Regions from separate parts of the Homo sapiens genome. Here region 2 is linked to region 1. A link is a loop called in an ENCODE intact Hi-C map of the cell type or tissue named here. Cell type or tissue: endothelial cell of umbilical vein. All regions are shown on one strand.

The links. A loop is a pair of places that touch in the nucleus more often than their neighbours do. Peaks named below come from ENCODE experiments on the same cell type or tissue, not always from the same donor. Only the 100,000 strongest peaks of a DNase experiment are listed, where the experiment ranks them.
Region 2: it touches region 1 in a loop (9-fold over the local background); 5 of 110 quality-filtered maps call a loop at or near these places.

Annotation. Positions count from the first base shown.
Region 1 is chr6:129,487,778-129,492,777 of GRCh38, reverse strand. LAMA2 (laminin subunit alpha 2) reads right to left here. Exons shown (of 65, transcript NM_000426.4): 57 at 701-877; 58 at 295-463. It overlaps LOC102723409 (a long non-coding RNA gene), which reads left to right. Exons shown (of 8, transcript XR_001743860.2): 8 at 1-296. Among named protein-coding and RNA genes, the nearest start is that of ARHGAP18, 220 kb to the left of the region's middle. RefSeq lists an enhancer at 1,007-2,206. In endothelial cell of umbilical vein, no CTCF peak of the experiment used is centred here; DNase peaks (open chromatin) are centred at 1,677 and 2,117; H3K4me3 peaks cover 301 bases; H3K27ac peaks cover 3,198 bases.
Region 2 is chr6:130,006,090-130,011,089 of GRCh38, reverse strand. No RefSeq gene overlaps it. Among named protein-coding and RNA genes, the nearest start is that of L3MBTL3, 10 kb to the left of the region's middle. In endothelial cell of umbilical vein, no CTCF peak of the experiment used is centred here; DNase peaks (open chromatin) are centred at 1,729 and 2,609; H3K27ac peaks cover 2,681 bases.

The DNA of each region.
Region 1 (5,000 bases):
GGAAACCAACATGGTTGCCTCTGTCATGGTATTATAAGTGTCTTTTATTCATGATTCTGGATATTTCTGTGTTTTCCAACATTTCAACTGAAAATGTACTGTTTTGTAAACAAAATTGAAGATGGAAATATAGGTAAGTCATTCAATGAAGATGTAAGAATAGGTTTAGATAGGTTATATTTCTTTCAATTCTAATATCAGAGTGTACTAGATATCCTGAATAATCTTCCTTCTGAAATGACTCAGAATACTGGGTAAAAATTAGAAAGCAATGGGGATAATATAAACACTTACATGTGTCAGAACTGGGGTGGGCGTAGGAAAGGCTGGGGTGGGAACTGGCTCAGGCTGGATAACTATTTCAGCTGGAGCTGCTCCATCTTCATCTTCACGGAGTTTCTGATGGGCACAGCGACCAATGTCAGCATTTTTGAAGGACACAGGCCTTGCAAAGTCCATGGGGCTAATAGAATGTAATAAATAAGATTTTTTTATTTTCGTTTTTTTGCTTCCTTACAATTAAGCCCAATCCCCGCATGCCTTTTTAAGTCCATTAGTGTGCTTTTCTCAGTCTAAGTTGAAGATCCTCATTGTTTCCCTCCTCCCCTGCATAGCTGTAGACAATGTAGATGCATTGGGACCCCTAATAGCAAGAAATAAAAATAAAAAATTAGTAGTAGTAATGAGGAGATCCACTTACACAGAGTTAATAACAAGATTCCATATGCAGCCTTCAAAAGGAGGAATATTTCTGAGTGGGGAAGGTTGAAATTCAGGTGGAGCACCCCCAACGAAAAGCTTTTTAACTTCGATAGGCTGTTCAACTGTCAGGTTTTGCATGTATCTTCTGTTTTCATCCACTTGAACTGTAAAGATGCTGATAAAATATTAAAAATAAACAAGTATAAGTCACATCTGATTCAATACAGTTGGAAATCAAATTCTTTCCTGCCACCCTTCACCCCTCTCAACCATAGCTTTTAAGGGAGCCAAAATTGGATGCTTAGGAATTCTACACTAAGCAAACGCTGTTCTCAGGATCTCGTTCCATGACTCCCTCGTTCACTCTTCCTGAAAGTTTACTGAAACCAGGTCATGGCGCACTGCAACATTAGCCTCTTGTAGAGCTGACAACAGCGCTGTGCAGCCCAACACATGAGCCTGTGAGAACTGAGGCTTCTGCAGTGTGCAGTAATGTCTAACCGTATAAGGGTTGGCAGGTTTAGCAAAGCATGGGGTCTTCCTTGGGTTGTGCTGGCTATTATCTTCTTGCTAGGGAACAAACCATGCTCCTGAGAGCTTAGATTGCAGGAATCAACAGCAAACACTTAAAGCACCTTTTATAAAGAATGTAGCTGATGGCTTTTGAATAGAAGAGGCAGGCAAGGACACCCTGCTAATTGTTCCTTGCAATGATTTTCCTTAGTGGCTGTTTCATTAATTTTCCTAATTTGCTTATGAGAGAGAACTCACACACTGCTAATTGAGAACCTCATGCTACTTATTTACAACAATCCTTGGATCCCTGGGCCAAGAATCAGAAGGAGACAAAGAGTTCTGATGAAAATGACCAAAGGCATTTTCTCTTTTGTTCCGGAAGCAAGTTTTGAGTTTCGGTCTTAACAGTCATCATGGTGCTATTAGTCATAAGCATTAGTCACTAGCCTGGGGATCATGAATGGATTACTGAAAACTTACTTCATATCTGGAGAGAAAACCGGAGTACTTGGATGGAAACCTCAGTCCTAAAGTACCCTCTTACTTGACTTTATAAAGAAGTAAAACCACATGTAGAACTGGAAAAAACAATAAGCCAGGGTAAAGATGCTCTGAATTGGCACTTTACAAGTAAGATAATTCAAAAGTAAGAGAAAGGGACAAAAAATGGATTTCGCTGTGGCTCAAAAACGTCACTGTTAAGGGGGTGAAGAAGGGACCGGTAAAATTTAGTTTCAAAGAGAAAATAGGGGGAAATGACATACTTTTGAGGTTTCTTTCTTTACCAAACTATGGAAAAATGTGTTGGCAAAACCCAGGAGGTTCAGCTTCCTTGCTAAGAGTGTCGGTGGTTTCCTGAGACGAGAATTTCAGAAAACCACTCACTTCCGGGTATGTGTGACTCACTGAGAAGCCCCTCCCCTACACTCTTTTTCCCCTTTAGCTGAAAGCAGCCTCTTCTTAGCAACATGATATCACAGGGCTTCTAAGGTTTTAATGAAGGATATAAGCCTCTGTTAAAGATTGTCCAAGGAGAGTAAATCTCTGTTCTTGATTAGAATTTTAAAAAGCTAGAGGCCTTCCTCTTTCTGGTGTAGCCTCTCTCTGTAGTGTGGTTCTGCCACAAGGACCATCATAGTGACCCTTATTTTTTTTAAACCAATTCACAGGGTGGTGATGGAGAATGAGTGTGGGCTTTCAGGAGGAACATACTGGAATTAAGTACTAGTGTGGAAGCTTACTAGCTGTGTGACCTTGGGCAAGTTATTTAATCATGCTCAGGTCCATTTCATTCATTTATAAGATGGAGATAAAAATACCTACTTCAAACAGCGGAAAATATTAATTAAGGGATTGCCCTGAGGCTGTATTACTTAAAAAGGGCATTGCTAGAAAACTACAGCTAAATCCTGCTCCTATTTTACCTTTTAGGAACATCAAATCTAGATCATTTCTTTAGTTTTTATTGAGAAGGACATTGCCAATATGTCCATTATGATTCTGGTGTGTTTTCCATTTTTAAAAAGTATTTATTTAACAGCTTTTTACTGAGGCCTGCTATGTGCAAAAAGGTACATTAAACTTTGTATTACTTTAGTATTGTAATAGGTCAGCTTTATTTTTTTTTTTTACAGTTTCAGTGGCTGATTCTTAGAGTTTCATAATTACTTGATTACTTATACCCTATTTCTTATTTGTTTGGAATGTGGGTTTAAGATTTTTTTTAAAACCATATCAGTTGGATTGCATACGTGGAAGAAGATATTAAGAGAAATGTGTCCTAATGTTTGTAATTTACATAATAAATAGAATCTAATCTTTTTTCTGTTTGAACATACTTTGGATGTTAAGAAAGAAAATATTTAGGGTTCAGTGTTAAAATCTTTATCTCATTCTGGAAACCCCAAATGACTCCTAAAATATCTCACCCTACTTCCTGACCTTTAGCCTATTTCTGTACCTGTGTGAAGAAAGCTTTCCCAGAAGAAAAACTCAGTTCAGTTGCTTGTCCTATTTGCTTAAGTAACTACTTCAGGCTCTTAGGGTTTGATGTTTTTGTCCAGTAAGAACTGCTGGCCACCAAGGCGGATGCCAGGAGAAGGATCAGAGGACAAAGCAGATATAGGAGGCAGAGGTCACTGGAGTGCCAAGAAATTAGATACCAAAGTGACTAAAGGGAGATTTTTCCAGATGAAGGGGTGGAAGGGAGAGAGAATGAGGGAGGAGGAGTAAAGAGAGGCAGAGGACAAGGGAGAAGGAGCTTCTTGAGAAGCTTGGCCCCCAGTTTGGTGAAAATCCAATTATTTTGTGAGGCGGTATTAAAGCTATCATTTTGTCCAGGATTTTAGGAAAAGAAATGATGACTGACATGCATAGTCTGAAAATCTGAAAAGTGTTGGGATAATGCAAATATCTCCAAATTAATAATCATACATCATAATCAACATTTAGTAATATAAACCTTTATGGTCACACAAAAATGTAAGAATAATCTATTGGCTGTGCATAGATGGAGGTATTTAAGTCAAATATATCATCTCATTTAATACCTGGTCCTGTTATTTGTAGTACATGATTTTGGGCAGGTTAGTTAATATTTTCTCATCTGTGATGAAAGGATGTTATTACAGATCTCACATACATTCAGAACAATGAAAACAAATCATCTTTGTCTAGTATGTGACACAAATCATGCCATAGAATAGGCATATAAAGCATTAAAAATTTTTTCTGGGTGAAGTTCTCATGGTCACTTGCGATCTCTGGTCAATCAGTTTAATGTGGCACTTGCTTATAGAGTAGATTGCATTTTAACCTTAGAGTGCCGAATGAGCCATTATGGTAGCAAATGTATTACTGTTTTGGCACAGAGTTCAGTGACTACACACTAATATGTCATATATTATCCTGTAATTAACAATGAATGGCAAAACTGTTCGTTTATATGGCCAATTAACTAAATGACTGGTTTCCAGTGATGTACTATATACTGAGCTTAATCAAATAAAGGTTGGATTGATGGTCAACAGCTGTGAAGTTGGCATAATAAAATGCCCTTCTTGAAGAAGCACCTGTTAAAAGGACATAGTGGCATAGTGGTACAATAGTGTAATGCATTTGGGAATTCCAGAATTCTTTCTCAACAAAATAACACATTTTGAGTGATTTCGGTAAACTAATTTCTCAAATCTGCAGTTACTTATTGAAATTCCTTAAAGTTTAAATGTTTTTGTTTTGTTTTGTTTTTTCCGAGTTGGAGTCTTGCTCTGTTGCCCAGGCTGGAGTGCAGTGGTGCGATCTCGGCTCACTGAAACCTCTGTCCCCCTGGTTTAAGCATTTCTCCTGCCTCAGCCTCCAGAGTAGCTGTGATTACAGGCGCCTACCACCATGTCTGGCTAATGTTTTTGCATTTTTAGTAGAGACGGGGTTTCACCATATTGGCCAGGCTGGTCTCGAACTCCTGACCTCATGATCCACCTGCCTTGGCCTCCCAAAGTGCTGGGATTACAGGTGTGAGCCACCACGCCCGGCTAAAGTTTAAATCTTTTAAAAAGTCCTTTCCGCAATGAAAAGGATTAAAGTTTGTCAAAGGGCCTAACATCTAATCTAGAAGACATGTGAAACCAGGATTCTAAAGCATTCTAAGATTCAAATGAGAGCATTCAGTTTGCATTTCTCCTCAGAGACCATGACTACAATATCTGGCTGTTAGATTAGTAAAAGTTCTCAGTTTGTCCAAATAAATGATCCCTCATTTGTCTCGATCATGGTTTCTAAACGTC
Region 2 (5,000 bases), 520 kb before region 1:
ATCAATAAAATCAGCCAAGAGTTATCTACCTTAAGGGTCTATAAATAAGGTTAAGGAGGTTTGTGAAATACCCAAACTCAATCAGGCATCTCTGTGGAGTTTCAGGAAAGTTGGAAAATGTGTTAGTGTGAAAGATACTGAGTTTCAGTCACTCTTTGAATGGGTTGCCTTCATGGTAGAGTAAAACCATCCTAACTCAAAGGAGCCCTCAGTAAAGCTAGATAATCTACTCATTTGACCCTATCTGACTCCCTCTTCCTTAGCCCAACCAGCTGTTTACCAATCTTGACACCAGAGCTTCCCACAGCCTCACAGTGTTGCCTCTCTATCCCAATGTAAACTACTTCAAGCCAGGTGTGGTGGCTTGAGGCCGTGAGTTCAAGACCAGTCTGGGCAACATAGTGAGACCCCATCTTAAAAAAAAAATAAAATTAGCTGAGCATGGTGGTGCACACCTGCAATCCTAGCTACTCAGGAGGCTGAGGCAGGAGGATCGCTTGAGCCCAGGAGTTCCTAGTTACAGTGAACTGTAATTTCACCACTGCTCTCCAGCCTGGCCAACAGAGTGAGACCCTCTCTATAAAGCAAAAAACAAAAACAAAACAAAAAAACACCAAAAACTGTCAGCTCTTCCTTTCAACTTGCAAAGTCTCTTTCTCTCCTATTCCTGGGGAAAGAATATTCCTATTTCTCCCTGCCCCTCACTATCCCTTGAAATGTGCTCTTGATCACAGCCTATCTCTAGTCCTCCATGAATTTCCATTATTCTCCCAAAATTTTCAGTTGACTATTCTCCACTAGCTTTTTCCTCACAGCCAAAAAATTATGCTCCTATCTTCCAGGTCCTCAAAAAGAAAACCTTTCCTCAAATCTACATCACTTCAAATACTGTACCATAATCTCACCTTTCTTTTGCCGCCAAACTTCATAAACAAGAAGTTTACGCTCACTTTCTTTGTTTCCTTACTTTCTATACATTCCTCAATCCACAGACACTGCTATATGTACTTTCTTCTCTGTAAAGTGTCCAATGACTTCCTAAGTGTCAAATCTAGTGGCCACAGTCTATTTCCTATTTAAGATTTTAGAAGCACTTGACAGTGTTGACTGATCACTTCTTTGAAATGGCCTTCTCATGCAGCGTCTTTGTCAATTCATTGTTCTGGCTGTTCTCTTATTCCTCAAACCCAGTCCCACTTTGTCTTCTCACACGATAGATACTTGTGCTTCCGGAATTAAGTTCCGGTCTTCTGTCATTACAGTCTCTCCTCAGTCAGCTTATTTATGTTCTTCCTCAGCATCGCTTGAAGTCATCTTTGTGTAGAGATGGACTATATTTTTATTCATGAGCATTTAACTGAAATTTACATTGCCGAGTTATTGAGAGATGAGTCCACATGGATATTCCATGTGTTTGAAGACAATGGAATAGTATGGTGTTTTTTGTTTTTTAAAGTTTGAACTTTGCCATTAGGTCTGGGTTGGAATCCTAGTTCCACCCCTTTACTAGATATTAGACAGTAACTTATTCTACATAAACAGAGTATCCTTCCATGTACAATAATCCGTCCTTCACAAGGTCATTATCAAGATTAAGTGAGATAATGCATGTGAGGTACCTAACACATAAGAGCTCAATAAATGGTAGCTATTGTTTTTGCCTGCTTCTTTTTCCTCTGCATTCTTCATCTCAGTTTGTAATGTCACCATGCTCTCAGGCACTGATTTAACAACAACTTCCTCTTCCTGCCGCCCACATCCAGTTGGTCAACAGATCCTATTAACAGTTCCATTATAATCTCTCTACTCCCAGGGAGGCACAATGGCTCACGACTGTAATTCCAGCACTTTGGGAGGCCGTGGTAGGTGGATCACTTGAGCTCAGGAATTCAAGACCAACCTGGGCAACATGGTGAAACCCGGTCTGTACAAAATATACAAAAAAATTAGCTGGGCATAGTGGTGCGTGCCTTTGGTCCCAGCTACTCAGGAGGCTGAGGTGGGGGAATGGCTTGAGAGGCCTAGGTTGCAATGAGCCGAGATCGTGCCATTGTACTCCTACCTGGTGACAGAGCCAGACCCTGACCCTGTCTCAAACAAACAAACAAACAAACAAACAAAAATAAAAATAACTCTACTCCCTCCTGGTACTATTTCCTCTGCCACTGCCCTAGTTTGTCTCCTGCCAAGATTATTACCGTATATTTCTAACTACATCTTCGCCATTACAATTGTATTCCTCAAGTATAGTGTTGGTAATGTTGCTTACCTGCTCCAACCCCTTTTAAATGGTTCCTAATAACTTCAGAAAAACTTTTTCTCCTTGGTATGGTACTTAGTGCCCTGCAACTTCTGGAACAGATCAACCTTTCCATGTGCAGCCCCAACCCATGAGTAAGCCACACCAGGCAAGCCTAGTGCATTGTCATTCTTCTTTCCTTTTGTTCATGTTATTTCCTGAACTTGGAATGCCCTCTTTCTGACCACTCTTGATCTATCCCAATTTCTAGCTCATTTGAAAAGATATTTGTACATTCATGTTCATAGCAGCATTCTTCACAATAGCCAAAAATGGGAACAATCCAGATGTCCACTGATGGATGAATGGATAAACAAAATGCAGTTATATATATCCAGTGAAAACTTTATTATTCACCCTTAAAAAGGAAGGAAACTCTGACACATGCTATAACGCGGATGGACCTTGGCGACATTTCAGTGAAATGGGCCAATCAGAAAAGGACAAATATTGTATGATTCCACTTATATGAGATAACAAGAGTAGTCAAATTCATAAAGACAGAAAGTACAATGGTGTTTGCCAGGGGCTGGAAGCAGAGAGGAATGAAGAGTTATTGTTTAATAGGTCCTGGACTTTCAGTTTTGAAAGATTTAAAAAGTTCCATAGATAGATGGTGATGATGTTTGCATAACAATGTGAATGTACTTACTGCCACTGAACTGTACACTTAAAAATGGTTAAAATGGCAAATTTTATGTCTATTTTTCCACACCTCAAGCAATTTAAAAATTCATCTTTATTGGCATCTATTAAGTACCAGGAACTGTGCTGGGAATTAGGAATACAAAAACAGATAAAATGCTGCCTGTTCTAGTGGGCATATGATTTAAAAGGGCTCAAATTCACCCTTTATATGAAAACTTCAGGTATGCGCACTTGAAATTTAAAGCTTTCTTCTGTCTCTATATCTATTTTAGCACTTGTCACATCCTGCTCTGTATTGTGTCTGGTCCTTGTAAACGTTTGTCTCTCTTTTGAGATAATAAAATACCCTAAGGTCAGGAGCTCTGTCTTATCTATTCATTTTTTAATCTATCAAAGCACTTAATACAGTTCATTGCACATAATGGGAGCTCAATAAATACTTATGGAGTAGAACAGAATGGAATGGAAGTGAACTCCAGCCGTCAGTGATGTTCTGGGCCCAAAATGACACCACCTGATAGACAGTTCTTCCTCAGAATGGTTGTACTGACCAGTGAATGGCATTCGTCAACAAAAAGATCAAAGGAAAGCCTCACTTCAACAACACAACTACATCACTCAATACCAAGTACACAAACATATTGTGGACTCTGTTCATGATCCTCAGTAAACATGACTATCATCTCATATCTGAATTAATTTTCCAAAATTTCAAATTTAAAGCCATGATTTAAGCATGGATGGATGGGTGGGCTTAGGTACCATCCAGCCCACTTACAATCAGAGCTGTGAGCCAACCATTAAGAGTTTTGTGTGAAGAGAAACAGCCACCAATAGTTGGCTTCTGTCTGTGGCCCACTGGAATTTGGAGGATTATATCTCATAGCTGGTTTGACTTTGAGTACATAGCAATAATCAGCACAAATAGCACTTTGAAATCTATACCTTCCTAACCTCTGATAACCCTTTGATTATAAATCATCTAGGTAGCAACAGACATTTAAGCCTGTCCTTTTGAGTGTCAGGGATTTTTCCCCTTATCAAATTGGGATTTTTCTTTTCATTTTCAAGAACAGAGTTCTTTCTTTTGCTTTCTAGATGAGGCATAGGCCCCTGATGCTTAATAATTATAGTTAAACTGTACTGAGTGACTACTGTGTGCCAAGAACCATGCGAAGCATTTTATATGCATTATCTCATGTTTTTTCTTGACAACCCTATGCAGTAGCAAAGTGGCTTTCTTTTGTGTGGGCCTGTCTCAAATCCCTCTCCTTTGTTTTCCTTAAGAACATCACACTTTCCCTTTAGGAGACTTCCTTTCTCCTTCCACATGGTCTTGGGGTCTGTCCATTCTCAAGCTTCCCGACATCAAGGAATGGGCAGGTGATGAGAATGAGGCCAGTTAGAGTCTGTCAGGAAAAATCTTATCCGTGGGATAAGGAACAAGGGTGGATGTAGGCAGATTATTTCAAAGCTCACTCCTCAAAATTCCTCAGTGATACCCTCACGGTCACCCTTGTGCCTATTATCCCTAAGGCCTGATGGTTTAGCTTTTCCTTCAATTCCGTGACATGTCTAATTTTGCTTTTTTTTTCTCTATCTAACATTAGCTAGAATCAGTTTCTTATAAACTATACATCTTCCCAATAAGGCAGTATATAGTTTTCTATCACTATGCAGCAAATTACCACAAAGGTAGCTACTTAATGCACATTTATGATCTTACAGCTTCTACGGGTCCGGGCTCTGGGCATAGCTAAGCTGGGCCCTCTGCTCAGGGCCTCACAAAGTTGCAATCTAGGTGTCAGCCAGGTCTCCTCAGAGGTTTGGAGCCCTCCTGGATGGCGTGAGAAAACCCAAGGTTGTCCCTGAATAAGTGCATTTTCTAGAAGACACAAGATCAATCCCAAAGGGAGGATCATAAATGGTAAAAGAGTAAAGGAGTTCGCAGAAGAGGCTATAATAAAATCTTACCAAAATGAGAGGGTGAGAGACGAAGTCTTCTCAAAGGAAGTGAATAGGATTCTGCTTTACAGAAAAGTGAGGAGTTGCC